5 separate regions of the Homo sapiens genome follow, and regions 2, 3, 4 and 5 are each linked to region 1. Evidence: chromatin loops called from intact Hi-C (ENCODE). Cell type or tissue: dorsolateral prefrontal cortex. All regions are shown on one strand. Region 1 has its middle 5.5 kb from the start of LINC02004. Region 2 overlaps RYK (receptor like tyrosine kinase). Region 3 overlaps RYK (receptor like tyrosine kinase). Region 4 has its middle 12 kb from the start of MIR4788. Region 5 has its middle 12 kb from the start of ANAPC13.

What was found. A loop is a pair of places that touch in the nucleus more often than their neighbours do. Peaks named below come from ENCODE experiments on the same cell type or tissue, not always from the same donor. Only the 100,000 strongest peaks of a DNase experiment are listed, where the experiment ranks them.
Region 2: a loop joins it to region 1, with 5 times the contacts of the local background. A loop is called at or near these places in 104 of 110 quality-filtered maps.
Region 3: it touches region 1 in a loop (4-fold over the local background); 22 of 110 quality-filtered maps call a loop at or near these places.
Region 4: a loop joins it to region 1, with 5 times the contacts of the local background. A loop is called at or near these places in 18 of 110 quality-filtered maps.
Region 5: a loop joins it to region 1, with 7 times the contacts of the local background. A loop is called at or near these places in 109 of 110 quality-filtered maps.

The regions. Positions count from the first base shown.
Region 1 is chr3:134,305,584-134,310,583 of GRCh38, reverse strand. No RefSeq gene overlaps it. Among named protein-coding and RNA genes, the nearest start is that of LINC02004, 5.5 kb to the left of the region's middle. RefSeq lists a silencer at 1,823-2,117. In dorsolateral prefrontal cortex, CTCF peaks have their summits at 1,825 and 2,042 (motif pointing left); DNase peaks (open chromatin) are centred at 1,477 and 2,003; H3K4me3 peaks cover 559 bases; H3K27ac peaks cover 2,374 bases.
Region 2 is chr3:134,210,589-134,215,588 of GRCh38, reverse strand. It overlaps RYK (receptor like tyrosine kinase), which reads left to right. Exons shown (of 15, transcript NM_002958.4): 3 at 3,982-4,081. Among named protein-coding and RNA genes, the nearest start is that of RYK, 38 kb to the left of the region's middle. In dorsolateral prefrontal cortex, CTCF peaks have their summits at 2,278, 2,494 (motif pointing left) and 3,558 (motif pointing right); DNase peaks (open chromatin) are centred at 2,498 and 3,582; H3K27ac peaks cover 387 bases.
Region 3 is chr3:134,195,817-134,200,816 of GRCh38, reverse strand. The region is part of intron 6 of RYK (receptor like tyrosine kinase); the gene reads left to right. Among named protein-coding and RNA genes, the nearest start is that of RYK, 53 kb to the left of the region's middle. In dorsolateral prefrontal cortex, CTCF peaks have their summits at 2,759 and 2,963 (motif pointing left); no DNase peak of the experiment used is centred here.
Region 4 is chr3:134,447,486-134,452,485 of GRCh38, reverse strand. No RefSeq gene overlaps it. Among named protein-coding and RNA genes, the nearest start is that of MIR4788, 12 kb to the right of the region's middle. In dorsolateral prefrontal cortex, CTCF peaks have their summits at 2,821 and 3,021 (motif pointing right); a DNase peak (open chromatin) is centred at 3,025; H3K27ac peaks cover 1,226 bases.
Region 5 is chr3:134,471,791-134,476,790 of GRCh38, reverse strand. No RefSeq gene overlaps it. Among named protein-coding and RNA genes, the nearest start is that of ANAPC13, 12 kb to the left of the region's middle. In dorsolateral prefrontal cortex, a CTCF peak has its summit at 2,650 (motif pointing right); a DNase peak (open chromatin) is centred at 2,690.

The DNA.
Region 1 (5,000 bases):
ATCTCTACAAAAGAAAGAAAAAATTAGCCATGCGTGGTGACACATGCCTGTGGTCCCAGCTACTTGGAAGGCTGAGGTGGATCGCTGAGCCAGGGAGGTCAAGGCTGCAATGAGCCGTGATTGTACCACTGCACTCACAGAGTAAGACCCTGTCTCAGAATAAGAAAATAAATAAGAACCATCTTTCTGTCAAGATTCAGACAAATCCCACGAGATTTTTAAATCTGCCCCTGAAAGGAAGAACTTAAGGAACGGGATCTAGAGGGAGGCCCCTCCATTGTGCAAGATGGGGAAATGCCCACAAAGTCGACACTCCAGGGAGTGCCACAGAGCACCACGCAGTGGAAGGCTCCCACCCCCTTCCTCCTCCCTTTTCTCTTCCTCCCCTCCTTTCTGTTACAGGAATTGGACACTTGTAAAGTAGACCAAAAACAAACAAAAACCACCTGACTTGAAATGCCTCAACTGGAATTGAAACCAAAGTCCCCAAGGGTCATAGTTCCAATGCCTAGCCCTTAAGCAATGTCAGCAAGTCTTCACAAACCTAACAGCTCAGGCCCTTGGCCCAAAACAAACTAAGAATGGTAAAGACAGGAACGCTGAACTGTTGGCTGCGGCATACTCCAGTGGTCTTTTGATCTGTGCCTCCACCCCCAAATAGGGTTTGGCCTGCACCCCTGACATACCATGTACCTGTGCTGCTGTCACTGGCTATTACTGTATCAAGGCACAGCGATTTTTTATTATTACAGCAAGGTTCATTGTAAGTGATAATAGATATAATTTCAAATAATTTTGACAGGTTTAAATTTGGGAGATGAGTGCCCTAAAAGGTCTGTTTAGAATGTCATTTTTATGTCATAATGCAGCTAAGAGTCCCCACAAAAAGTGGAAGTGGCAGCTCAGGCATCTTCGTCTGGTTCGAACATGCAGATACTGATCGCTTTACCATCAAACCTTGGACTCTTCATAGGAATCCTTAGAAGTTACTTGTCAATTCCGTGAGGATGACTGTGGTTCAGTTATGTGTTATCTAGTTAGGTTTGGTATATCCAGCAGAAATCCTATCCAGCAGGAGCAAGCCAACTGTGCTGAGGCTTGTTCCTGTCAGGGCACCCCCATTCTTCTCTCAGTTCACCACACACACTTTGCCGACTCAGTACTATTTGAAATACAAACCAGTGACAGAGCCAGCACCAATCTGAATATAAAACATTAAAATTAGCTGGGCGTGGTGGCGGGCGCCTGTAGTCCCAACTACTTGGGAAGCTGAGGTGGGAGGATCTCTTGAGCCAGGGAGGTGGGGGCTGCAGTGAGCCAAGATTGCACCACTGCACTCCAGCCTGGGCGACAGAGTAAGACTGTCTCAAAAAAAAAAAAAAAAAAATGAAGTCACATTGTCATTTATTTATTTACTTATTTTACAGACAGGGTGTCGCTATGTTGCCCAGGCTGGCCTCAAACCCCTGGGCTCAAGCGATCCTCCCATCTCAGCTTCCCAAGTAGCTGGGACTACAGACCCATGCCACCGCATCAGCTCTTATTTTTAGATTAAAATTATAAATACTCACATAAAGGTTCTGTTATTTTCTTCCTGCACCCCCAACAGATCATCTTACATATCCCAATTTGGAGGCCACTGACCTAACCAGGATCCTCTCACCCCAGGAGCCCATCTCTGAAAAGCTTTCTGCTATCAGAAGCGCCCCAGCAGTTAGCCATTTCCCTGAAAATCAGGCGGCCAGGCCCCACAACTGGAAGAATTTCTGACAGAGCAGAAGAATCACATGTTCCAATTCAGACTTCTACTTTGGTATCTGCAACCGCCAGCCTCCCCATGCTCCCCTGCCAAGTTGTGGGGGTGAGGGTGGGCTGAAGACTGTGCTGAAGCAAGGTGGGGTGGGCCCTACTGGGTGTGAATTTGTGGGACTCCCTTGTGTTCCCAAGGCCACACTCAGGCTGCATTCCTGAGGTCTGCAGGGGAGTGGCTGCGTTCCTGGTCCAAGTATAGAGAAACAGCGTCCCCTGGTGGCCCTAACATGTAGTGCCTCAGAACCCCGGCTCCTTCCTTTACTATTTGCTGAACTCGCTTTGATGCTCTAGTATAATGGCGTAATTATTTATACAGCGATGTGTTGCAAAGACCTGGGGTGGTATCTGGGCTCATCTGTGTGATCTTGGGCAAATTAGCTTCTCTGAGTCGCAGTATCTTCAGCATTAAAATCGGATAATCAGACCTACTTTTTAGGGTTGTTGCTAGAAGCAAATGAAAGGATAAATGAAAAGCAGTAAACAGTGGCGAGCACATAGGCAGGACCTCTGCTATGATGTTGGTCATGACGCTTGATGTTGATGCCTGCAGACACTGAAAGGCAACTGAAACATCTTTCTAGACACAGACCTGGAGAGATAGTGAGAGGTTGTGGACAGGAACTCTCCTGTTCCTGAGCTAACACACACGGAGGAGCAGTGAACACGTCCTGGACAGGTGTAGTGAGTACGAGCCTGTGTGTGTGTGCACAAGCACCCTCCCCATGGAAATGCAGAGCGCTCTGGAAGGTGCTCAGCATACATCGCAGAGGGAAGGAGTGGTGACAGCAGGGAAGCAGTGTCACTTATTCTCCAGGCATATTGCAGAGCTAGACCCTGAGAAAGGATCAGAGTTTATTAATTCATACAATTACTTATTGATCACCTAATATGTGCAAGGCAAGGTTAACAAACTTTAGCAAACAACTATCACAAAACATTCAAACAGAGGCAAGTGTTAAACAGCAGAGTTAGTGTAGGCTGGTGTTCTGAGGACTAAGAATTGTATTCCCCAAAGCCACCAGGACAGAACAACTGAAAACACACAAAGCCAGGCCCAGGCAGAGTAAGGATTTCTGTGCTCTGGTGGCCTGCGGGAGTTGCATCACCACTAAGCTCTCTGGAACATGCTTGGGCCCACTCAGTCCATTTGAAGCCAGGACAAGGTGTGAGGTGAGCCCTCTGTAATCATCCCTGCTCATGACTAGGATTCCAGCCAACTAAAATGTGGTTTTGTTAAAAGCTAGTAACCCCTGGGTGTTCCCCCAGCTTTCTCCTACCCACACCTGCAGAACGGGATATGAGCCCTTCCTGGGTTTGGTGATGAAGAAAGAGAGGGTCTGGTGGCCCAGAAGAGGTACGCAAGATCTGCCAACCCCAAACAGGGCCCTTAGGGAACAATCAGTTCTTCCGCAATCCAGAAGAATTTACGCATCTGCACAGGTGAATTGAAAGATCAAAATACGTGAAACATTTGTTGCTGTGCTTCCCAACCACCCCTAAATTACAGACTTCTGACTTGTGGATATTCATCCTCACACCCTTGAGAAGTGCCCTGACCTCACAGAGCCTATTACTTATATTACTTATTAAACACCTACTATGTGCTGGGCAGGGTTAGCAAAATCAGGGGTGGAGAAGGCTGGGTACTAAGGTCAGGGAAGGGCTTCTGCCCAGTTGAGGCTTCTCCTTTCTCATAATCTCCTTTCCCCCTTGGATTCTTTTTCTCTTCTGTCCATCTCACCCATATTCACCTCTAGGGGGATGCAGGGCTTGTCTTTGGCCCACTGCTATCTCCACCAAGCACAAAACATTAATACTCCCTCTGCCTCCAGCACTGCCATTCAAGGTAAATGCAAAATTGTTGCTGCTTCAATGTTTCTACTTTCTTGCAAACTTGGAAAACAACACTGCTACAGTCTTTTTTTGAGTCTTATTCTGTCACCCAGGCTGGAGTGCAGTGGCGTGATCTCCGCTCATTGCAACATTCACCTCCCGGGTTCAAGAGAGTCTCCTGCCTCAGCCTTCCGAGTAGCTGGCACTACAGGTGCATGCCACTACGCCCAGTTAATTTTTGTATTTTTAGTAAAGATGGGGTTTCACCACATTGGCCAGGCTGGTCTCGAACTCCTGATCTCAGGCAATCTGCCCGCCTTGGCTTCCCAAAGTGCTGGGATTACAGGCATGATCCTCCGCACCCGGCCCAGTCTTACAACTTTTCTGGAAAGGTCCTGTACAGCTGTTCAGCTTGGGAGTGAGTTGGAGTAGGAGACGAGCTGGGAACCACCCACCATGGAAAACGCTGTTTCTGTAGAGACATTCTGAGGTCAAACAACTGATTTCAAAAGCTCCAGCTCCCTAGATCCCTGTGGATCTGTTTTCCCTTTTCCTTGTCAGGCACCTGGAAACATTCCACCCTTTTCCTGACTCTCTTGTCTGCCTAACACTCTAATCAGTCTTTCTTGGCTCTGTCCTTGTACCTCAAGAAGGAGAGAAACAAAGGAAGGAGCCAGTTCACGGACAAGGGCTCTTCCAAATTCAAAAGTGTTTTTCACTTCCATTAGGAGGGTTTAGAAGGTACATAAAAACTAAGCGACAAATCAATAAATAAACAAACAACTATTAACTCCAGGAAAAAATAAAGGGAGACATAATCATAATGGACTTTTGGACTCAACCATGAATTGAGCTCACATGTTTATCCAAAAAATAGTAACAATTTAACAAAAAGTTGGGACATAACTATCATAGCAGGATGCAGAAAATGATAGTAGGGACATGGTGGTGGTGTTATCACTGAATCTTTGTCTTCCAATGATAGGAAATCAAAAGATAACATCTAGAGTTGAGAAGTACGGCAGTAAGTACCAGGAAAATAACAGTTTAAAAGTTTAGGGAGGCTGGGCACAGTGGCTCACGCCTGTAATCCCAGCACTTTGGGAGACTGAGACAGGTGGATCACCTGGGGTCAGGAGTTTGAGACTAGCCTGGCCAACATGGTAAAACCCCGTCTCTACTAAAAATACAAAAATTAGCCAGGTGTGGTGGCACACGCATGTGGTCCCAGCTACTTGGGAGGCTAAGGCAGGAGAATCGCTTGAACTAAGGAGGCGGAGGTGTAGTGAGCCAAGATAGCACCACTGCTTTCCGGCCTGGGCAACAGAGCAAGACTCCAACTCAAAAAAAAAAAA
Region 2 (5,000 bases), 95 kb after region 1:
GAGAAAATTGGACTTCAATAATTGGCAATTTCTTCTCTAATCCCAGAAACTGCAGTTTTAAAATTTATATCTTAAAGACTGCAGAGGGAAAAGAGAACTACCTTGTGAATGCCTCCCATTTTTAGACAGTTCCTCAAAAAAGGAGCCAGCAAGGAGGCTTCCACAGTTTCATGCTTCATATTCCTCTAAGCTGCTGATAGGACCAAAGGGGCTGCCTTCTCAAATCTCCTCCTCAGCCCTTTGCACCTCTCCCTGTGCCCTCATTGGCCAGCTACACTCACAGCCTCATTTCCTTCCCTTCTCTCCTCCTTTTCACCTTGCCACACTGAGATGCTCAGGCGCCAGTCTTAGCTGCTTTTTTAACTGCAGTTATGGCCCTGGACCCCTTTGCCAGGCCCTCTCTGCTTACTTTGGGGTTCTGGTCTCTGGTCTGCTCCTTCTCTCCTTGTGATAACTGAGACCTAGAATAAAGGAGACAGCAAGTTTCTGGGGAAATAGTAAGTGTGGCTTTGAATTTGTTAAGTTGGAAGGCTGTAGGATAATTAGATAGAATTGCCTAGTAGGTAATTGGACACTTGAGAGGGATTGAAGGTAAAAGAGAGTGAGAGAAATTGACGATTAAGATATCCCATCAGTGGTGAAATGGGCTAGAACCCTAGTGTACTAGGATTGAAGGATTTACATTTGGAGAGGAAAATGGACCTTTCCTTGGGACTAGAATGAAAAGAATAGATGCTCTAATAGATCTGCCGGGGTGTTGAAAAGAAAGGCAGAAATGGGGTTCCTCTGTACTAGTGGAAAGGGACAAAAACATTGAGTGTGAGGAGGTGGGGAAGGCCTGTAAGGTTGGAATAAGACGAGGGAAAAGAGGGTCAGTGAGGAAGGGATTGCTGAGTAGAACTAAGGGCCTCCCCTGAGACTGGAGGTCATTGTTGTGTAAGAGCTCCTTTTCTGTAGGATGGATTTCCTTCAGCAGTGCTGAGCAGCAGGAGTAGAGTAAGAAGGGGTGGTCAGGATGCTAGAGCTGCCCTTTGAGGGTTTGGAAGGAGTCAACCAGCTGAAGGTGCCAATATGACTGTCAGTAATGTTGCCTTCTTTAGGGCTTGGGCTGTGGAGAACATGAAACTAGGTGTTCACGGCTATACTGGAGAGAAGGGAAGTGGCTTTAACTGGCTGCTGCATCCTGCTATGAACACAGCACCTGGCTCATAAATGTGCCTCATAAATGTTGGCTGACTTGGAGTGATGGAATCAGAGAACTAGTTTTGTAGGAATCAGAGGTGGTGATGGGATCTTTGATAGAATGGCATTTTTGCATTTGTTTTGGTAGTGAAGTAATTCTTTAGCGTGTCAGGATATTGAATACTGAATATTGAAGCCAGGGAGAACATGGCAGGAGACCAAGGCCTCTGCAAGTCCTGTGTGGCTTATTGGTGTTGATGGCATGAGAAGTAGCCATTATGAGTAGAAGCTGTGAGCTTCGGCCGGGCGCGGTGGCTCACACCTGTAATCTCAGCAATGTGGGAGGCCAAGACAGGTGGATCACTTGGGGCCAGGAGTTCGAGACCATCCTGGCCAACATGGTGAAATCTCGTCTCTACTAAAAATACAAAAATTAGCTGGGCATAGTGGCGTGTGCCTGTAGTCCCACCAGCTACTCGGGAGGCTGAGGCAGGAGAATCGCTTGAACCCAGGAGGTGGAGGTTGCAGCGAGCCGATATCACGCCACTGCACTCCAGCCTGGGTGACAGAGTGAGACTCGGTCTCAAAAAAAGAAGTTATAAACTTCAAAGTAGAGGGGATTTGCATGAGGGCATGAGGAAGGGATGTCTGGGAAGGACCTAGTGATCCTAAAGAGTGCCGACCCTACTGTCTAGGCCCTGAGGGTCAGGTGTTGTAGGAACTGAATGATAGGAAGGGGAACAGATGACTTCTGAGGAAAGCCAGGTTGTGGGAGAAGGTGGGAAGACATTTGTGAAGAGGCAGAGAGTGTAGGAGGCTGTTCTGAATAGGGAGGTTCTCAGAATGGGGAAAAAACAGAAGGCCTGCAACAGTGTTCTTGACAGACCCAGGAGGGTTTGTGTCAGAATCCCTGGGGCCAGCAGTGGGCTGATGATTATGGAGAAGTGCAGCATGGCAATAAGGTAGCTGTTCTGGAATGACTGCTGATGCTGCTGATGTCAGAGGAGACTTGTGCCAGGCTAACAGTATGTATTGCATTAATGATCTTATTTGATCCTCATAACATGTATTACCCTTATTTTACAAAATATGGAAACTCAGAGAAGTTACAAATTTACCTAAGAGTCACATGGTCTCATGGTTCCAAACCCAGTTCTTGCTGGCGGTGCTGATTTCTTTTGTGCACCTACCCTTCATGTATGGTCCTGTTCAGAGATAGCATCGGTGTAGGGATGTATAATGCATTCTTTGATGTATTGCTGGAGAGCTTGCTCATTCCCTGCCCAAACTTGCTTGGCTGTGGCTCTCTAGCACCCCCTGGTGGCAGCAATGGTATTGTGATATGCTAAGGTGAATGTGAACACTTCCTAGCCAAGGTACCTCGAAGTCACTGATGTGCTGCAGCAAGAACATTTCCTTTGTTGGGAATGTGGCACTTATCAAACACAGCCTTTAACAGTTGTTTACGTACCTATCTTAACTGCAAAGGAAGAGTTTAATGTTTGCATACCCCTACAGTGTTTAGCTAAGACACTTTAAATAGAGTGTGAAAGGAGAAACCCCAAGGGGAATCAAATTCTGGACTGAGCCCTTCTTATTCATGGGTAACAACGCCTTCCACCTTAGCCCAAGCGTAAGGGCCATCCCTTCCCTTATATCTGGGATGATACTCTTTCCCTCTTTTCTTTCATCTTTATTATGTACCATTTCGTTAGCTTTTTTCACTAGCATATATACATATTTGAATATCTCATCTAAAAACAAAGAAAAGCTTTGGAACACCCCCCACTTCACCATCTGTCTCCCATTCTTCTAGTTAAGTTTCTTGAAGAATGGTTTATCGAACATCTTTCTTCTCACTCTTTTCCCAACCTGCTGCCTCGTGGCTCTGCAAATCTCAGTCTGCCACCAATGATACCTTTTGTGACCACTGAATGAGAGAGGGATACCATAGTTATCAAGAACCTGTGGGCAGGGCAGAGAGTGATGTGAACTGTAGGGCTTCATTGAAAGTCTTGATGCTGGCAGCCATTCTGAATTTCAGCTATTGCTTTGCAGTTTGAGCTGCTTCTTTCATGAACTCTCCATAGCAACAGAGCCTTAATTATTGATGCTGATTGGTTCTGTTAAGCCACATTGGGTAGGCCAAGTATTGATAGATAACATTGGTGTTTTAGAGACATCTCATGGGTTGCCTGTCTTCCCTTCTGGATTCTGAATCACTTAAGAAGTAGATCCAGAGGTCAAATGGGGATCTAAACATGAACTTTCTTTTTGGTGAGAGCAAGACTAGAGGATGTGACTTAGATATTCTATGAGAAATCTACCTTGGAATCTGCTTATTGTGTGAGTGGGTCTGCAGAGCAGACCTTCCTCCACCAGCCACAAGGAGGCCCTCCGAGCTTGGCTTTCATTTATCAACCAGAGAAGGCATTGGTAGCTATTTATGGTCTGTCAGTTACATATCTCACCGCTTTGGTTCTTCATATCTGGCTCTCCATGGCCTCTCTGTCAGTGCTGCATAGTTCTCAGCAGGATTTCTGACCCTAGATGGCAGGTTTTATGGAAGAGTGGTGGTCCTGTTGTGGACTTAAAATAGAGGGTGGCTTACTTGGTTGAATTTTTATCCAATTGAAAATTCTTAGGACTGTTTCTGACAATTTGCATTTTTTTATAGCTAGATTATTTGTACATATGAAAGGCTCATCCATTGATTAATGAGCCAATTAATGAAGTCAAGCTGATAGTATCCTTCTTGTTATCACAGGTCCATTTTGTTTATTTTTGTCTATTTTACAGGTTGAATATAAGCTGGGATTCCAAGTGGACAATGTTTTGGCAATGGATATGCCCCAGGTCAACATTTCTGTTCAGGGGGAAGTTCCACGCACTTTATCAGGTAAGTAAGAGTCTTCAAAGACAGAGTTAACATACTTTTTCAACTGCATCCCCTATGGCCCCAAAACAGAAGTTTACTGATGTGTAGTGTGTATTACTTGATAGGCATAAGATGTATGAGTACTGTGAAAAGTAATTTTTGTAAATATTTGCACTGTGTTCTTAAACCATTCTCTCTTTTCTGTCCTTCTGGAACTCTCTGTGCTCCGCCCTCCCTGTCTCTTTTTCTGCATTGCTGGTACTTACCTCCACATGAGTCCCTGTGCCTGATCTTGTTTCCCTTTGATTAGGCACCACATTTCACCCTGTGGCCCAGATGATCTTTGCACGGTCATGTTTGACCCTGTGACGTGAAGCCCATCAGTGCTCTCCACTCCCATCAACTGAACATTCCAGACTCACCACCTTGTGTCCTGGATCCTTTACCATCTGCCCCTGCCTGCCTGTCTAGCCTTGTTGCTGCACTTGCCCCAGAGTTGTAGCAGTTCCAGACTACATGCAGTTCTGATCTTCAAGCCTTTGCATGTGCTGGTCTCAGTATTTGGGATCATCTTTTCCTCTTTCTGCTCGTGAACTCCTTTCTATTCATCCTACTCATTCTGCAAGACTCAAGATCTGCACTGTCTTTTTTCTGCCACCTTCTCTTCTTTCATTTGTTAACTTCTATTCTTCCTACCCCTTAGAACCTTATATTTAACTGTTTTTGCACTGATTACATATCTAGCAATTCCCTTGATGCATAGCATAGAGTATGGTGCAGGATAGGCACTCAGTACAGTCTGAGTAAATGAATAAGTGTATTATTTACACCAATTTAACTGCTTTTGAGCTAACTTCTTAGGCTCTTGAAGTTGTGGTATTTGTAAGAAATGGATATTTTTAAAAATTGAAAGTATCAGCCACAATAGTGTTGTGAAACT
Region 3 (5,000 bases), 110 kb after region 1:
CTAGTGGTCAAGAGTACGGACTCTAGAGCCAGACCATCTCTGTTTGAAGCCTGGCTATTCTGTTTACTAGTTTTATGGGCTACATGGATTAAGTTATATAGCCTATGTGTGTCTCAGTTCTCCTCTGTAAAGCAGAAATACACACCTAGTAGGTATGTTGTGAGGTTTTAATGAAATACAGTAAGCTCTTAAAACAGAGCCCTACGTATAGTAAATGGCATTTTATGAAGTTTTTAATAAAGTTGCAATATGCTAGTATGTCCAGAATTGGTTCCTTCTGGTGGGTTCTTGGTCTTGCTGACTTCAAGAATGAAGCCGCGGACTCTCGCGGTGAGTGTTACAGTTCTTAAAGATGGTGTGTCTGGAGTTTGTTCCTTCAGATGTTCAGATGTGTCCGGAGTTTCTTCCCTTCTGGTGGGTTCATGGTCTCACTGACTTCAGGAGTGAAGCCGCAGACCTTCGCAGTGAGTGTTATAGCTCTTAAAGGTGGTGCATCCGGAGTGGTTCGTTCCTCCTGGTGGGTTCGTGGTCTCACTGGCTTTAGGAGTGAAGCTGCAGACCTTCGCAGTGTTACAGCTCATAAAGGTAGTGCGGACCCAAAGAGTGAGCAGCAGCAAGATTTATTGTGAAGAGCGAAAGAACAAAGCTTCCACAGCGTGGAAGGGGACCCAAGCAGGTTGCCGCTGCTGGCTTGGGTGGCCTGCTTTTTTTCCCTTATTTGGCCCCACCCACATCCTGCTGATTGGTCCATTTTACAGAGAGCTGATTGGCCCATTTTACAGAGTGGTGATTGGTCCGTTTTACAGAGTGCTGATTGGTCTGTTTTTACAGAGTGCTGATTGGTGCGTTTACAAACCTTTAGCTAGACAGAAAAGTTCTCAAAGTCCCCTACCTGATTAGCTAGACACAGACCACTGATTGGTGCGTTTACAAACCTTTAGCTAGACACAGAGTGCCGTTTGGTGCATTTACAATCCTTTAGCTAGACAGAAAAGTTGTCCAAGTCCCCACCCGACCCAGAAGCCCAGCCAGCTTCACCTCTCACTAGTAGTGATGGACAAAGTTCTTCTGCCCTTTCCTGTCCTATTAACAATTATTTATTACCTGCCAGGCAAGCTAACAGTGGTGACCAGAAAGCTCACATCCAGTTATCCAACAGCATTTAAGAGACATCTGCTGCTTCTCTCTCTGCATAGGGGCCACTGGGATTACCATTTATTGAGTGTTTTCTGTTTACCAGTACTGTACCCCAGGTACTTTATATGTATTATCTTAACACAGCCACCTAGAAATAGGCTTGAAGAGATTAAATAACTTTTTCAGGATTGCTCTTCTAGGAGCAGGGCAGAGCAGGCGGGACTCAGTGTTGTAATAGCTATGTGTTAATAATCCACTATTGTCATTGTATAAAACACTTGCTGTGTGCCAGGCACTGTTCCCTGTGCTTTACATTCATGAACTCCGTTAATCCTCACACAGTCTGGTGAGGTTAGATGGAGCCCATGGCTCCGTGGAATTCATTAGAAAGGGATGGTAGTGTTCTTCCATTCCAGGCACTTAGGAGCCACTGCTTGTTATAAACAGATCTCATTAGAGGCAGAGAATTAACACTGCCTGAGATATGCCCATGCCAGGGCAGTTGGAGCTCATGTGTGTGGCTTTCCCTCTCTCAACACTGCAAATTGATCTTTTCAGTCTCTTTGTTACGCCTGATGAGTCTGTCCTGGATAGGCAGAGCTTCTCTTTACATTCACCCTGAAGTCCTGCAGAGGGGTTGGTCTGCAGCGTGTCTCTACTGTAGTCTTTCCCTGTTAGTTTGTGACTGTGGGAAAGTTTATTACTCCTTTGTGGGATGCTTGAACTTGTCATCTGGCAGCATCTTAATTTTTCTCTTCCAGTTTCCATTATCCCCACCACCGCCCCCATGCCATTACTGGTGACAGAGTTTCCCTTTAAAATCTTTGATTTTATATTTAATGCCTAACTGTCTGACACATAGTAAAATACTCAGTAACTATTTGGTTGAATAACCAATGAATAGAGGGAGGAAAAAAACCATTTTGTTTTACCAATCATTCTTTGCTTTTTTCACAATAGTTTGTGCCAGAAATGACCATTCTGTCTGGTTTATGTTTTCTGTCCCAGGGAAGCGTGGTTTTCTCTGTTCATTGATTGACTCAGTGTTAGTTGAGCTGTCACTGGGGCTCACTCTGGCCCACTTGCGGCTTATTGTGCCAGGTACTGGCATAAGTGCTGGGGAAGGAGAGGTGAATAAACAGGCACTTGTCCTGCCTTTGTGGAGTTTATAGTCTGGTTGGATGAGACAGATATTAAACAAAAAAAATCCTTACTGGAATGTAGGGGTCACAGTCTTTGTCTGTTGCATTCATTGCTGTATCTCTAGCACCCAGTACAGTACCTGACATGTAGTAGATACTTAATAAATATTTGTGGAATGAATGGATGAAGTGGAGTTACAGAGAAAAATAGAAAAGTACAAATTGTTGTCAGTGTTTTGAAGGAAAATTATGATCTTTCCCAAAGTTCTGACTTCATTCTAAGACAGGGTTAGTATCTCCATACATAATTTTACTTGCTTTTGAAAATCAAATGAGATAATCTATTTAGATTGATAATTTATTTAGACTGGCTATAAACTATTAAGTGCTAGCAAATATACATTTTAATCTCATTTTCCACCTCTTGTGATATAGCTATGTAGGTGTTGACTTTAATGGATGTCAGGGGTAGGTCCCTAATTGCTTCTTGCTTCTATCATAACAGTAAGTCTTGGATTCAAAAAAAAATTTCGTTCTGACCACTTAGCATAGTGCTTTGCTTATTTTAGGGACCCACTTAATATCTGTTGAGGGAATGAAAAATTGACATAGATGTCCCTGTAACGCCTTTGTGTGCCTACAGTCTTTTCAAAAATTCTGAGGTAGCACAAGAGTGCCACCTACTGTTAAGTTAATGGAGAGACTGTGTCTGTGCACTTAGTCATCAGTGATGTTGGTTGCAGATAATACTTAAGAAGTACTTTCACATATCTCATACAATTTGAGCCTCACAAAAATCCTGTGAGGTAGATTATCTTAATCCCATTTATTTCCTCCCCTTTTGAGGATGGTAATGCTCCTCTTCCCTCCCCATTATTGAAGTCTGGACTTCTAACAGCTTTGATATCTGGTTTGATTTTTGAGTGGTACTCAACTGTAAAACAGAGTCCTGTAATCCCTTTTTGCTCTAACGACTGGAGATGCATAATATTCACATAATTAATATAACTATAGTAGTATACTATAAATTAGTAACAATAATTTATAAAGATATGTTTGAGGGCTAGGCAATAAATGCTTTACTTATTTATTTTTCATGTAATCGTTTTAGCAATCTTATCAGAGGATAGTGTTATGCACACTCTGTCCACGGGAATTTGAGGTTCCAGAGGATTAAATAGTTTGTCCTAGGCCGTACAGCTAGTAATCGATGATACTGGCAGTTCTGACTTCACGGTTTATGCTCTTCATCTCTTTTCTATATTGACCTATACCCACTGCATTATAAACTCATATAGATCAATTCTGTAATAACGTTGAGCCAAAGAAGCTCTTCCAGCACTCTGACCAGATGATAGCCTAATGAATCTTTATTATAGTCTCTTTGAGTTGCAAAGTATCTTCGCAGAGTTGCTGGAGAAACAGGGCTAACTGCAGCATCACAAGAAGAAGTATCAGGTTGGTGCAGTAATTGCAGTTTTTGTCATTAAAAGCAATAGCATTAAAAGCAATGACAAAAACTGCAATTTGCAATTACTTTTGCACCAATCTAATAGATAACCTAAAATGATGGACATCTTCAGGGAAGGCATGCTGGGGGGGCATTTCATTAGGCAAACATGTATCTTGAGATCTATGGTTGTGCTGAGCAGAATGGTTTGCATATTATAAGTGCTCTCCAAATGTTTATTGCAGGACATTTCTATCTTAATTTTTGCTATGACTTTCTACAGATGTTTGGTTACAATAGCAGATAGTAGTATATTGTATTATTAGCCATAGAAAGGCTACATAAAGACTTACAGTCCTCATTGCCTGGATGTTATATATTTACATTTTTCAGATTTGTGTATGGGCTCTTGAAATTGATAAACATTCATATATAAATGTTATAGATTACATAGCAGCCGTGTGTGTGTGTGTGTGTGTGTGTGTGTGTGTGTGTGTGTGTGTGTTTTGTTTCAGAGACAGGGTCTCACTATGTTGCCCAGGCTGGCGTCAAACTCCTGGACTAAAGTGATCTGCCTAACAGCCTTCCAAATAGCTGCAGCTACAGGCTTCACACCGCACTCAGCTTTATTATGTATTTTTTTAAATCACCAGTTTTTGAAAATACAGAATTATTATGTGGGAAGTGGTCAGTTAAAAGATTTTGCATATTAAGGAAAGTTGGAGACTTGATTGGGCACTGCTGATCCTGTAGCTAAGAGAGGCATTGAAAGACCTATCCTGCTATCTGGTTTCACCCTTCATGCTGAATTTCTATGTTTCACGTCTCCACTGCTGCAAAATTATAAGAACTAAGGCAGTGAGACCGAAATGTACCCACGAGACAAGGTTTCTCCCCACTGAAAAGACAAAACTACATGCTTGAGCAGCATTACTTTGCAGTAATCTTGAACACAAGGTTTACAATTATTTGAACCTATCATCTTCTTGGTGTCCTGTATTATTTAGAGAATATGGTGTAGTGTTTCAAGTACTAGAGATTTCCCAGAAGTTGGATGAAAGGGAGGGATTGGGGAAGTAGAAGAAGCAAAATGTATTGTGTTTAAATAAACTTGAACCAAATTTGATACTTTTTTTTTTTTTGAGATGGACTGTCACTTTATCGCCCAGGCTGGAGTGCAGTGGCGTAATCTTGACTCACTGCAAACTCCACCTCCCAGATTCAAGCGATTCTCCTGCATCAGCCTCCCGAGTAACTGGGACTACAGGCAC
Region 4 (5,000 bases), 140 kb before region 1:
TTCAGGTATTAACTCAAATGGCACCTGTTTGGTGAAGAAGTGCAAGAAGTTAGTGCCTTCTTGCACTACTTCCTGACTACCAATCCAAATTAGCAAACCCCTCACTAACCCATGTCTCAAGTCAAAGAGAACCCATCCTCTCCATCACATTATCTTGTCTTATTGTCTTCCTGGAACTCATTACTATCAGAAATTGCTTTTTCCTTTTATTTGCTGCTAGTTTATTTCCTTGTCTTTCCTCTACATTAAAGCACAAGCTCTACAAGAACAGGGGTCATGTGTTTTTTTACTGCTGCATCCTCAGCTCTTAGAGCAATTCCTGGCACATGGAACACATGTCATGAGTGTTTGTTGAATGAATATACTATTTCCTGCCTTGATCTTGGAGAACTTTCCTTCTATATAATGTTTTCTGGAAGACAGACAGAGTACACAAGTGAGTGAGACTCAGATAGAGAGACTCTTTTGCTGAAAGGACTCATCCCTGGTCTGGTAACTTGCCCTTTAGTTGTCTCAGTGTCCTGAGGTAACCAGGTGGGAAGGAAACACAGGACTTTATCCAGAGCCCAGCCCCCTCTGTGAGCACATATAATACATTCCACATGAGCCAACTAACCCTATTTTTCAAAGGAGCCATGGCTCAGCAATAACCATCCCAGCTTACTGCCTTTTCAGCAAACAGTTTCTGTTTTGTTCCTTGGTGAAGACATAAGAGTAGAAAAGTCCTCCCTCCCCCACTCTGTGAAAGCCCAGTGTGTTGGTGCCTTCTTGCACTACTATAAAGACATACCTGAGACCAGGTAATTTATAAAGAAAAGTTTAATTGGCTTAAGGTTCTGTGGGCTGTACAGGCTTCTGCTTCTGGGGAGGCCTCAGGAAACTTACAATCATGGCCGAAGGCAAAAGGGAAGCCAGCACATCTTCACATGGCTGGCAAAAGAGACAGAGTGAAGTGGGAAGTGCTACACACTTTCAAACAATGAGATCTCGTGAGAACTCACTCACTGTAATAAGAACAGCAAGGGGGAAATCCGCCCCATGATCCAAACACCTCCTACCAGGTCCCTCCTCCAACACTGGGGATTACAATTCAACATGAGATTTGGGTGGGTACATAAACCTAAACCATATCACCCAGCAAGTCTTGAATGGACTTAACTCTTGAGCTTGACCATTGTTTTTCTTCTCAGTATTGACAAATGGTTACTTGTGGGCTTGCCCCATGCGTGTAAAAAGTGACAGAGGACGGTTTTTATGTGTGACTGTACCTCGCTGACAGTGGGCTTGGACCACTTTCCAAGGGACTCTGGCCCATGGGGAAGTTTTTTCAGAACCTTGGGAAGAAGAGCCTGTAATTATTTATATGAAAGAAGACAGTGGGGGAGTGCTCTTTGGAATGTCATCTCACAGGCTTTCCTGGAGTTAGGAGTAATCTCAGACACCCTAAATAAGTTACCCAACACAGATAGGGCTGGCTTTAGCCTCCTGGGGGAAGTCTGGGTGCAGGGGATGTGGAAACAGGTTTCACATGGGGAAAAAAGAAAATGATCTTGAAGACAAGATGACAGCTCTAAAACAGGAACCACAGGGAATGTGCCCATTACATTTACAAAAATATATGTGGGACATATATTTTTTGGCTAGAATACTCAACTGTTGGGATAATCAGCATCCCAACTGTTGGAACAAACCAAAATATAATTCTTGGTTTGTTTTTAAAGCTGCTGGAAGAATAAGAATATGGTCTACCCTGCATTCACCCACTCATTTATTCATCAAGCAATATTTTTGAGTACCTGTTATGTTTTAGACAACATTTTGGTTCTAGGGAATCAACTCTGAATAGGACAGTCAGGGTTCCCCTAATCATGGGGCTTATATTCTGAGGGTGAAGATAGACATTGACAAGATATTTGCACAAATAAGTAGCAACAGATATGAATTCAGTGTAGGAAATTCAGCCAAATGAAAACAGGGCCTCACTGCCAGTGTCTTCCCAGTTGCACTCCACCTGTTGCAAGATCCTGTAAAAGCAGTGGAGCTTGGGGGTGAATAACGGCCAAAGGAGCAGATGAGCACCAGACTTGATCCCAGGCTGTCTATATTCTTTACAGAAAAGGGGGCAGACCTAGGGGAATATAGCAAGCAAGGGGCCCCATTACACTTTGCCCCATTTCACTTCCTGCTCAAGCAGTGCTCTTACAGGGAAGTGGCTCTGGACGGGCCACTGCTGATCCACCCTACCCTCAAACCACTCTTTCCCTCTCTGCCAGCAATTGAAAAGCCACACATGGCTCTTCTAACACAGACTGCCTCACAAGTTGGGTCAATTCAGGTCCTCCGGGAAGCAGATGGCAGGATGGAGTTAGAAATGCAAAGAGATTTATTAGGGGAAATGACTGTGAAGATTGAAAGGGAAGAAGGAGCAGGAGGAGGCAGAAAGAGCCTTCAAACTGCAATGCAGTCCTGATCCTTGCAAAAGGAGATGGGGAAGGAAGGAGGTGTGTGTGGGTACGGAGAGCCTCAGAGCAGTACAGCCCCCGGAAAATCTCAGCCAGCCCAAGAGGGAGCTCTAGAACCAAGATCACTCATTAGAGAAATCCTGCATTGCACAGAAATTGTCAAGGCCCTAGTGCCTCTGCTGTGCACAGTCATTGGCCATTGCTGCCCAGGAGAGTGTGGCCTCTGCTCAAACACAGCAACAGACCCTGAAGGTGCCGCAGCTGGTGGCCATCAGCTCACTACACTCTCATCACAAGGTTCCCTCGGAGGGAGAACTGAGTGGCACCTTCCACTGGCTGCCAACATGGCAGGCTTATGCGGGTGTGCTCACTCCCAGTGTTCCATTCCATGATTGATAACCAAGGTGAGTGTCTCTATAAGCACAGCCTTTGGCTCCAGGGGGTACAGTAGGGGTGAGATAAAGGCATAGGCACAACAGAGCACAGGCAGGCCCCTGGGGTTGGAAGAGACACCAGAAACATTGTTGAGGCTCCAGCAGTGCCAGCTGAATGGACAGCAGGGGGCAGGAAACACAGAGATTGGAAGGCCAGCAAGCCTAACTCAGAGAATCCCGGCCAGGAGGAAGAGAAGTGGCTGACTGCTGGGGAAGGCCACAGTGGATAAGCCAGTGATGGGGACATAAGACAAGCTGTACCCCCTGTTTCTCACATATAGGCAGCCAGCCTGCAAGCTTGGCACCCCTTCTTTGCTTCCCTGTATCCTCCTCCCATGAAATCCAAACACTCACCTCTATAAATATTTATTGATGTCCAATGGGGTTGGTCCTTCTGATCCTTGATAGGTTATTAACTGATATTGAGGAAAAACCTCAAAATTGTTTTTGATTGAAAATTCAAGAGTTAAGCTGAACTATCTTAAATTCATTTTAAGTTGTATTTCTCAAAATAGAGGAGAATCATCATCTTAGCAATTCATTTAGCTTAACGTGATAGTTCCCTTCATCTCTTGAAAAACTCAACCTGAAGTTTATGTCTGATGTTAAGAGGCCCTTGGACACACCGAAGATTATATTGTGTCATGCACTGAGGAGTACACTCAACTGAAATGTCTATTTCTAAGGTCCAAAGCTAAAATTAGATGAAATAAAACAATGCTGACCCAGCAAGAAGGGCCCCATGCTTTCAAGCACTCCACATATTATAAACACAAAACCTTACATTCATTTTCTCAATTAGCACCAGTTACGGACCAGGAAAACTCATCTCTGGAGCTTTTGCTCTGTGTCCTCAAAACAAAACCAACTGTCTGAATGCTGTGATGTTGTAACATTGGAGAGGAACAGCGTGCGTAGTTGGAGTTGGAAGTGCTTAGATCAAGAAAAGACAAATTAACTTGCCCAGTCCTTCCTGTCAGCATGAATGCAATAGGTGGCCTGGCATGACATTAACAGAATATACTTTCCCAGTCATGCTGAGCACTCGTTTCCTAACTTCTCTTCATGTTCCAGTGTGTGCCTCCAGAGGCTTTCATTATATAGTGCTGTGTTCATAATAGTTGTATATGGAGTGAGGAAGATTTTCAAATTAAATAATTCGCATTGCTCCTGAAGTTGGTTGTGGGCTGAATTTATGATGTTAAAGTATGTGGGCCTCTATTTGCATTCTTGATGTAGGCCCCACAAATGTTAGGGAAAGGCCTGGACAGTGGCACTCTGGTAACCAAGCAGAAGTCAACAAAAAGTTCGACGTAAATTGGGCCACAGTTCATGAAAACATTCCTATGATAGCTCATTAACAATGACGATAATCACAGCAGCAGTTCTGTAAACACACCTGTGGACACTGGGTGCTACATATTTTGCTCTCGTAATCAGCCTTTGCCTTGTTCTGTGTGGTGCCTCAGTGAGCTGTGGGCCAAGCACTGTGAGTCCCTGCCTTCCCAATGCAGAGACTCTGGGCTCTCTGTTGGTCCGCTCTCCAGATGTTTCTGGGGGTTCCCAGGTGCCATCCCACATGGGCTCTGAAGCAAGGCCGCAGACATGCTTCCAGTCTCCCTGCTCACCGCTGGCCCCAGCACTGCTGCCCCTTCTGCCCAATGTCCTTGTGAGGGCATCTCTGCTGCCGGCTGTGGCCGAGCCCCACCAGAGCATTGCTGCATGTCCTAGGTTGGGGACCTGGCTCCCGCTTTGTGCCCTTCTTCCATGCTCAGAAATCCCTCCCACACTGCTGCTCCAAGCACATCCTGAGACAGCCCCAGGCCCAACCTTGTCTTGAGAGTCCCTGTTGCACTGGCTTCCACCCAGCTCCCAGACATCCTCCAAGGACAGGGCCCTCTCCCCACACCCTCCATCTGGCTGTCTACCCTCACCCCACCCAATCTCCAGGAATCTCCATGGCACACCCTCAGCCCAGAGAGCAGGTATTTCCTTTCCCACATCATCAGTGGGAGTGCTGAGTGGTCCCTTTCAAAACAAACATGTTGTCTGCCCCCAACATGACCCTTTTGAAATGTCATTTTTCTCAGCTTTAAAGGAAAAG
Region 5 (5,000 bases), 170 kb before region 1:
AGTAAGTGTGGCCTCTCCCTTCATGGAGCCTTTAGTTGGGGAGACAGGCATTAAACCATTAGCCATACAAATACATGATTTCAATTTGGGGCGTATGCTAGGAAGGAAAAATAAAAGATGTGACTTAGGTTGGGTTCCCAGAAGCCAAGCCTGAGGCAGAGATTTCTTGTGCAAGTGATTTATTGAGGTGCTTTCAGAAGAGTCCTGTAAGGTAAACAGGATAGGGCAGGGAAAGAAGCTGAGCCAAGATGTGGTTTGAGCTGAAGTCTAGCTTCAGTCTGATCCAGTGGGATTTCTGGCCCATGACGATGCCAAGAGTTTTCTCACCTTGAGGCAAGGGGTTAGGCCTTTGTACTGAGTATGAATTGGTCAGTCATTGGCTTGGCCCCTCCCACAATCCCCCAGTGACAGCATAACCTCCCAGGCATTGCCAGGTGACACGCCTCTCCAGAGGACACTCTGTAAGAAGCAGCCTCGGCTGCTTGTGTCCGTATCCCTTGTTGAAACTCTGGAAACACTGAATAACTAAAATCTCTTCTCACAGCTGTGAGCCTTTGACAGCCAATACACAGTAGCTGGGGGAATGGGTACCAACAGTACTGCTGCAGTATAGGAGAATGTGACTGGAGGGGATCTGATTTATATTGAATAATCCAAGGGAGACCTTGTGATTAGCAGCTTTTATAGCACATAATTTGAAATACTAATTTTTTCTCTGAATTTTTTTCCAATCTCCAAGGAAGTAACCAGGTCCTGTGTGCTTCCCGTGCACATCAGGAAGCGGACATGCTTAATAATAACCCTAGTCCTTGTTTGGGAAGCAGGGGAGGGTGGGAGAGAAGAGGGTCTGCAGACAGGAACCTCTTAGGAGTAGTGGAAAGCTGTGTTCCACTCAGTACCACAGTGAGATGGTGAACTTCAGAGTTTCATGGTTTGTTGGGTGCTCCAGAGGAAACCTGCACCTCAACACTGAGTCTTCCAGAAAAGGCAAAGACCTCCAAGCTTGGAACCCCCTCCTACAAGGGCCCCCTCAGACTTGGCAGTGAAGATAATAGCAACGACCCAGATAGACTGAAGAGTAGAGGTCTTTACCCATTTTTCCAGGTCATTCATGAGTGTCCTAAATGCTTGCAAGACCCTAAGAAGGGGAAAGGACACCCCAGGGACCACAGAATTAATTTCTGCTTGCAGTGCAGCAGAGTGAGGCCAAATGGACTTAATTTGCTTTGAAAAAAAGAAATGTGCTATCTCTTGTACCCTCCTTGAGCTTGTGACCCAACACCCAAAGGATGAGTAGTAGTAATAAGGGAAAGAATTGGGAGATGAGGATTGCTTACAGAGAGAGCTAACTGCATAAAGCCAGGAGGTAGGACTGGCATTATAAGCAAGGTGGGTAGGCAGGTGTCTGGCTAAAAAAAGTTTTTCTAAGTCATTGAAAGGTTCTAACTAGAGAGAGTGGCCTGATCAGATTGGATTTAAATATATATATATATGTATATATCACTTTGGAGATAAGAATAGAAGTGGAAAGAAAAATTAGAAGAGCTTTGCTTTGGCTCAAGTGAGAAATGATGGTAGTTTGGATTGGCAAGATAGAGGTAAAAGTAGAAGGACTTGAAATATTTGTTCGAGGTGGAATTGTCCAGACTTGCCCAGTGTGAGCACTGCCCTCATGACCCAGGGGTTAGATCTCTGAGCTAGACACAGGACTAAAGTTACAGCCCCTAGTCTCTGGAAACAAGGTCTGAGTCCAGGGGCTGCTCATCCTTTGAAACCCAACTTAGACTCACATCGTAATAGTATCGTAACGATGACACGATGGTTAATCAAGCACTTCTATGCACTTTAAACACATGAGTTCCAGCCCTGACATTCACCTTTTAGGTGGATAGCATTGTCCTTATTGATCAGGAGATGGTGACTTAAATGATTTGTTCCAAGTTAACATTGAAAGACTTATTCCAGGCTGGACACGGTGGCTCACGCCTGTAATCCCAGCATTTTGGGCGGCTGAGGCGGGCAGATCACCTGAGGTCAGGAGTTTGAGACCAGCCTTGCCAACATGATGAAACCCCGTCTCTACTAAGAATATATTAAAAACAAAAACAAACAAACAAAAAACTAGCCGGGCATGGTGGTGGGCGCCTGTAATCCCAGCTATTTGGGAGGCTGAGGCAGGAGAATTATGTGAACCCAGGAAACAGAGGTTGTAGTGAGCTGACACGGTGCCACTGCACTCCAGCCTGGACGACAGAGTGAGACTCCGTCAAAAAAAAAAAAAAAAGACTTATTCCAAGTCATTCAAATAGTAAATGGATTCCAGCCTAGGTTGTCTGATCCCAAAACCCATGTCCTCTCCCAGGACCATGTTACCTTTCCTGTAAAACTTTCTGTGACATGGGAAGAAAATCCTACCAGAATACTTAGAACTTTAAAGTGTGTACCTTGTTTCTAAAATTGAGATAAAGAACTAGAAGCATTTTTAATAGGAGCATGGGAGTCATGAAACATTTAAAGATTCAACCTTTTATCAAACTCATATATAATGTTGTCACCATGAGTCCTGTTGTCACTGGATTTTATACGAGATTAAATCTCTGTAGTTTCAGATTTTGATGCATTTGAGAGGATAGTTTAATGTCAATGCTACAATACCCAGCAGGGGGCGCTCAATTCCTTTTAGAAAGTTTGAATCACTGGCTGATTGTTAGCTCTGAACGCTGAAGATTCTCAATACGTGTGATCTTTCGCTTGAAAGTGATTCTGCATACCTGGGCTGCCCAAAGTGCTAGCTAGCGGTTATGTGAGGAAAGCACAGCCTTCCTGGGATTCTGGCCAGCCAGGCTTGGACTGAGCAGCTCACCTAGTGGGCTCCCCACTCATGCTTTGTCGGGGGCAAAGTGAGGGCACCCAAAAGTTGAGGGCAGTTCAGAACTTTTGGTTAAAGAAAAAGAGGTCTGGAACCAGGAATTTTGCCCACCTGTGTCCCCAACTTATAGTCAGGCCTGGGGCTCTTTCATTAAGCTGTTTCCCAGATCTTTGCATGAAATCGTTTGGATAATTTAGGCATCATCCAGGAATAATCCATTAGGCTCTAGAAAGACTGTTTTTCTTTTTAAAAAAAAAAAAAACAAAACAAAAACTCTTATTCATGTACAGATTTGTTAATACAGGGACACTGTTGTCACAGGAGTTTGGTATACAGATCATTTCATCACTCAGGTACTAAGCCTAGTACCCAGTAGTTATTTCTCCTGATCCCCTCCCTCCTTCACCCTCCTCCCTCAAGTAGGCCGCAGTGTCTGCTTTTCCCCAGTTTGTGCCTATTGGTTCTCATTATTTAGCCCCCACTTATGAAAACATGCAGTGTTGGCTTTCTGTTTCTTCGTTAGTTTGCTAAGGATAATGGCCTTCAGCTCCATCCACATTCCTGCAAAGGACCTGATCTCCTTTTTAATGGCTACATAGCATTCCATGGTGTATATGTACCACATTTTCTTTATTCAGTCTGCCATTGGTGGGCATTTAGGTTAATTCCATGAAAAGACTGTTTTTCAAAGCTTCCTTTCTTGATTTGGCCCCGCTTTACCCACAGTTATATTTGTTCACCAGTTTCTCACTCTCACTGTGCCATACGCCATCAGTGAGCTCTCGAGGAAAGACTGGGTAGTGGCAGGCCTGAAAAGGCAGCTGGGTGGTCTCCTAAAGGGACTTCATACCTTGTGGCCTTCCTGGCCCAGATGATGGATGGTGCTGGCCTCTGCACCGGAACCAGCCTGGACCAGCTAGCTGCTCAGGCGTGCAAGCAAGGCAGTTGCCCTGGGCCTGCACTCAAAAGGGCCTGCATTTGGTATAATGCTCCGCTTTTGCTGTCTTGAAAGTGTTAATAATTTTTTAACAAGGAACCCACATTTTCATTTGGTACTTGGCCCCATAAATTGGGTAGCTGATCCTTGAATCTATGGTATCCATCAGGGTTCCATGCTGGACAGTGACTAAACCCAGCAAATGCCCTCACCTTAGAAGTGAGAATTCAAGGGACTGTGGGTGTTGGCCTTTGGGGTGACAGAAAAGCAACCAGGGCCAGGAGGAGCGACAGGGAGAATGCTGGGTCAGACCCCCGGGCTTGCCAGAGTCCTGACAGGGGTTCAGGTCCTCGAATGATCTCCTAGGCAGTTGCTGAAATCGGTTCCTCAGCTCAACTGAACCCTCTGTCTTTTTTGCCTCCTGAAAACTAGCCTCACTGACCATGGGAGGAAGGAGAGGTACAGAACTTGAGGTGAGGTTATCACCCAATCTCAGGGCATGTCCCTGCCTAAATTTCATCTGGCTCTTAGCCAACTACTATATGAACTTGCACTCTGTCACCCTGGTCACAGCAATGCAGCTGTTGCAGAATCGAGCCTCTTGAGTGCTGCAGGTGTGAGAAACACAACTACAGAGCTGGGACCAGTGGTTACCCCATTCCTTCATTAGTTCTGCTCATTACTATAAGGATTTCCACCTAGATTTTTATTTTAGTTTACCAACTGGGTTGAACCATATGAAAAAGCTGTTTTTATACATCAAAAATAGTCAGATAATTGCAATTTCCTGTTTTCAGCTAATATTATTCTTACCAAGAGCCAACTGTGTGTGTATACAAACACACGCACACCACACACAAACCGGATTTGATGGGGGTGGGTGGGGGGAACAGGCAAAGGGTGGAGAATTTGAAAACAACCAAATGACTCCAAAGGAAGTAGGGGAGAGGTTGACGTACAGACCCATCCCAGTTATTCCACGCCTTCCCTGTGACTCAGATCCCCTTTATCGTGCTGCCACCACCCAAAGGCAAAAGGGGTTTTCCTCTGCCCATGCATGATCTCTTCTACCTTCTTGGCATCTCTGCCCGTGCTTCCTCCCCACCTGTCATCTTAGTCTCCAGCAGTTCCCCTCTTCCCCTCCACCATGCCCACAGAGTGGTACTCACTTGAAGTGGCACACAGTCTAATGGC